2 separate regions of the Homo sapiens genome follow, and region 1 is linked to region 2. A link is a loop called in an ENCODE intact Hi-C map of the cell type or tissue named here. Cell type or tissue: GM12878. All regions are shown on one strand. Region 1 overlaps NFATC2 (nuclear factor of activated T cells 2). Region 2 overlaps NFATC2 (nuclear factor of activated T cells 2).

Region 1 (2,500 bases), 80 kb before region 2:
GCTGGTGGGGTGGATTTGCCTGTCTTAAAATGCATAGGCCAGACTTGGGGGGCTGGGGGTGGGGGGATTTTGCCTTTTTCTGAATCAGGAATCAGCCATACAACAGAAGAAACAAACAGGGCCAGTGGAGGCTGTTGCCACCTGATCACTTATGACCTGTAGGATAGTGAGCAAGTTAGTTAACCTGGTTGAGCCTCACCGTTCTCATCTAAAAATGGGATAACACTGCTCTTCTCTGAGCATTGTTATGGAGATTACATTAGCTATGTTTGCAAGCGATCCCAATACACTGTGTAGAAAGGTCTTCACCTATGGAGGGTGCAAAGTTTTCCTTGTGATGAGGTTGGATGGCGTCATTTATATAGCTAACTGTGGCGGGATGTCTAAATCACACGTCATTCCTCAGATCCGGTTTTTCAAGTAGCTGAGTTGACAAGGGGACAGAGTGGATTATTAATAGAATGATGCCCCCAAGCCTGCAGTTGGCTTCTTGGGTCCCTTTGATGGGAAGGTTGGTGGATGGAAGTCGCACCAAGCTGCAGCCTGGGCCCCCACCCCCGCAGACGCCACAGACACTCCCCTCCCGTGCATTCAGCCCTTCACGGTGTGCACTAGAAGCACTGCTTCTTCCTGGAACCTTTTCAACTGCCTGGGAAATTACAAGAAGCAGAAAACTTTCGCTCTCACCTTGGCTGCAGGAAGTGGCGTTTCCTTTGCTCGGGAGGCCAGTGACGTGGAGCTCCTGTATTGCAGAATGTGTCTGCTGTGCCTGGAGTGTGATCCGGCTGGTCCAGGCCACCGAGAAGACCTCACCTTTGGAGAAGCCTGAAAAGGCCGCCCCAAAGCCTCCTGACCGAGGTCTCCCGAAAATGGGGATGGTGGGGAGTTTGGAACCTGAAGGGTAGATCATGTCATCTCAAAACATCAAGTTCTATTTGCAAAACCCAAATCACTGAGTTTTTGGAGAAGCAAGTAAATGGCTATCTGTTCTTCTCATCAAACCTCCAGGGACCTGGCGAGGAAGGCTCTTCCAGAATGAGGCAGCTGAGCAGTTGGGATTCTGGGCACATTCTGTACCTTTTGTAGGAGGGGAGGATGGAGGGTGGACGGGAAGTATTCCTTTCATGAAAGATGGTGAGGTTTCTTCACCTGGCCCCTCTTTCCTCTGACACTCCAAGCCGGCAACTGTTGAGCCAGCCCACTGAGAAGACTGCAATTAGTGCCTGGGCTTTCCCATATGGGAGGCCTTCACGTTGGTTCTCACTTTGTTCACATTCATTCTTCACCCTTCCATTCAGTTCTGTAATATCACCTCCCTGTTTCGATTTGCGTCATCCTCCGATGACAAGGAAAGTTCTCGTTTCATGGGTACCTACCGTGTGCTGTGCTTTGGTGCCCAACAAAGGTCACCTTATTTCGCCTTTCAGAAGAGGCCTGCAGGGTGGGGGGTGATGTCTCCTTTTTATCTGAGCATATGGAAACTCAGGGGTGGAGCGATTGCTCACAGTCACACAGCCATCAAGAAGCAGAGCTGGCATCGAAATTCAGATATGTCTGACCCAAAGTGAAAAACTTTGTGCTTTCAGCTATACCACACTGCTTTCTGGTGTTACCCGGGGAGGCGGGGAAGGGACCCTCACCAGTGCCAGGTGGATTCTATCTGCTCACATTGTATAAGCCAGCCCAGCTCAACCCAGAGGCTGCTCTTCAACTCAGAGAGGCCATTCTTGGCTTTCCTAAAGAGGTTTTTCTCTCAAGGAACTACCGTTTTTGTTTGTTTAGGTTGCTGTTTGTTTCTCTCCCTCCATCTCCCTCTGTGCCCCTTCTTTTCTCCCTCCTTCCTGCCCCACTCTCTCTCCTGTGCGGCAGGAAGCACATTCTATTTTTTTTGAGACAGAGTCTTGCTTTGTGACCCAGGCGGGAGTGCAGTGGTGCAATATCGGCTCACTGCCACCTCCAACCCCCGGGTTCAAGTGATTCTCCTGCCTTGGTCTCCTGAGTAGCTGGGATTACAGGCACGTGCCACCATACCTGGCTAATTTTTGTATTTTTCACAGAGACGGGGTTTCACCATGTTGCCCGGGCTGGTCTTGAACTCCTGACGTCAAGTGATCTGCCCACCTCAGCCTCCCAAAGTGCTGGGATTACAGGCACGAGCCACCGCGCCTGGCCCCAGGAAGCACATTCTTGATGTTGCACCTTAGCACTTGCTTATTTTGCCTTTGAGGACCTGCCCTTTCTGACCTGTAGTAATCAGAGAGCAGAGTGGAATCCACCAAGCGCTGAGGACAGAGAGAGGGTGGCAGGGAAGCGGGTGGGTTCGGAGCCTGAGAGGCTGGAGTTTGGAGCCTGGCTCTGCCCTATGCTCACTGTGTTGACTGGGACAAGTTGCCAGACCTTAGCAGCCTCAGTTTCCTCACCTGTAAAATGTGGGTAGCAGTGAGCCCATCTTACGTGGAATTGTTGTGAGATGTGTAAAACATCAAGTGTGGTGTGTGGC
Region 2 (2,500 bases):
ACCTTGTGTTTTTATGAAAATTATCACCATTGATTAAGCTCATCAGTGAACCACTTCTAATTTACATCTTAAATTATCACCTAGTCCATAGGATCAGTGGGATGACTCACCAGTTTATGCCTGGGGTAAAAATGCAAGGCCACTGTATAGGTCTTAGGCTGTAACCTTGTATTAGGTTGGCGCAAAAGTAATTGTGGTTTTTGAGGTACCCCTGTGTCTTTGGGAGGATTTGTAGATGACACTTAGGGACCATGTAGTAAGTCTAAATACTGCCTTTTCTCTTGACGTCCGCATCTCCATATTACTGACAACTGACCAGCACATTCACGTGGATCAATGGACTTACCTCCCATTTAAATATGTAGGGAAACAGAATGGTATCCTTGGTTATTGGAATGGCCTCTTTTAGACTGGTCTTTGTCTCTTTCTCTTCCATCTTCTTTAGGGGACCATATTGTGGGCTTAATAAACACATGCCAATGAGCCAGCTATAGCATCTCATTTATTTTTATTTTTTTGAGACAGTCTTGCTCTGTTGCCTAGGTTGGGGTACAGTGGCACCATCTCAGCTCACTGCAACCTCCGCCTCCCAGGTAGCTGAGGTTACAGGCACCTGCCGTCACACCCAGCTAATTTTTGTATTTTTAGTAGAGACGGGGTTTCACCATATTGGCCGGGCTGGTCTTAAACTCCTGACCTCAAGTGATCCACCCACTTCGGCCTCCCAACGTTCTGGGATTACAGGCATGAGCCACTGTGCCTGGCCTATAGCATCTCATTTAATCCTCAGTGACTTTGCCAAGGAAGTGTTCTCATCCCCATCTCGTGGCTGGGGAGACTGAGGCAGAGGCACTGTTGAAGTGCTTATGTTCCAACAGCTTCTGATGTGAGTCTACATTTTAACAGAGGCCCCAGGGCAGCCAGAAGATCTTTCAAATTGGGGAAACCCTAGCCCAGGACTAGTACCCATAGAGCTGGGGCCACATCTGGTCTCTACCCAATGCTAGGAGGCTGTTCCTGGACAAGTCGCCCCATCTTTCTCTGCCTTACTAACTTGACCTGAGAAATGGAACTCTCACCACCACCCCCGGAGATGTCTGTGAGGATGAAGGAAGGCAGAGCGAGTAGCCACCTGCGGAGGAGGGTGTTTGGCGGTGGCCTGGTCCCGAGTTGATTTCGGGCCTCAGTTGAATGAAGACAGGCCCTGCCTCTGTCTTCCACAAAGAAGCTGACAAAGAGTGAAACTCTATGACTAAACAGGAAGCTGCACCTCCGAATGCTGCAGACGGAGCCATCATGTGATGCTTTCTATTTCTCTGAGAAGGTGACAGAACAGGGCTTGGTTTCTCGAGTCCCCTGAGATAGCGCCATTGTGCCCCCCCACCCCCCATATTAACACTGGGCACCATGTGGTTTGGTGTTTGAAGGTTTGGAGAGAGAACTCGTGTTCTGGGTGGATGGTCTGAAGAACCTGGTCCCTGGGGTTCCAACTAGATTCGAACGACTCCTCCAAGGGTGTGACTTCAGACCTGTGCCTGATGCCTGAGATCCACTGAAGTGCTCCTTAAATGAGTAGATATGGATAAAGTGACAACGTGTTGGTCATTACAGAACTTTAGAGCTGTCAGCTGAGCAAAACAGGGAGTGGCGTGCTCTAACATCAGTTCCAACAGGATCACCTTGCTGTAGGGCCGGGGTGGCAGTGGAGGTTGTTGGTTTCTGGCTACCTGGGGTAAATCCAGAAGCATGTATGGGTGGGTGGGATGTGGGCTGTGAACAAGGAGTCAGGGAACACACAGGTTGGCCTGAACAACTGGAAAGAGAGAATGTGTGTTTCCCATCATGGGAACAGGTGAGACACGGGGAGGAGGGGTGAGGATCCAGAGATTGGTTTTGGCCCTGTGAAGTTTGGGCAGGTAGATATTGCAATCTGAAATTCAGGAGTGATGGTCTGGGTTAAAAACATTAATGTGGCCATCGTCAGGATAGAGGTGGTATTTTAAGGCCCTGAGTGAATTATCCGACAGTACTGTCTGCTCTTGGACTTGGAAGAAGTCAGTTTCAAGTGGAGACTGGGCAGTTTAGTGTGGGAGCTGCCTTAGGGCCACATCCACCTGGAAATGTTTGCTTTGGGAGATGGCCTGAGATGCATGGTCAGAAAAGGAGGAGAGATGAAGTGCTTCTTTTGCCCCAGGGCAGCAGTAGCCAACCCCAACTAGCCAATTCCTGTTGGAGCCCAACATTGGGAAATCCAGGCCTCTAACTGCATAAGCGCTGAAAGGATCTCATTTATTGAGCATTCTGTCTCCCTTGAAGATGAGATTTCAGGGAGCTTATGCCTCTATTTGAAAAAGCATCCTAGTTTACTTGACATTTCTAATAACGCTGCATTATTCCCTGTAAGAAATTGGACTCAGAAAACATTTCTAAATCAGGCATTTGGAATGGACTTGGGTATTCCAATTCGGCCAAAGGGGATTGGGAAGACAGGTGTTTTGAA

Evidence for each region. Hi-C counts contacts between places; a loop is a spot of excess contacts. Peaks named below come from ENCODE experiments on the same cell type or tissue, not always from the same donor. Only the 100,000 strongest peaks of a DNase experiment are listed, where the experiment ranks them.
Region 1: it touches region 2 in a loop (2.8-fold over the local background); 6 of 110 quality-filtered maps call a loop at or near these places.

The regions. Positions count from the first base shown.
Region 1 is chr20:51,479,678-51,482,177 of GRCh38, reverse strand. All of the region lies in intron 3 of NFATC2 (nuclear factor of activated T cells 2), which reads left to right. Among named protein-coding and RNA genes, the nearest start is that of MIR3194, 28 kb to the right of the region's middle. In GM12878, no CTCF peak of the experiment used is centred here; a DNase peak (open chromatin) is centred at 1,357; H3K4me3 peaks cover 1,697 bases; H3K27ac peaks cover 2,105 bases.
Region 2 is chr20:51,399,354-51,401,853 of GRCh38, reverse strand. The region is part of intron 9 of NFATC2 (nuclear factor of activated T cells 2); the gene reads left to right. Among named protein-coding and RNA genes, the nearest start is that of MIR3194, 52 kb to the left of the region's middle. RefSeq lists an enhancer at 939-1,408. In GM12878, no CTCF peak of the experiment used is centred here; a DNase peak (open chromatin) is centred at 1,273; H3K4me3 peaks cover 547 bases; H3K27ac peaks cover 2,394 bases.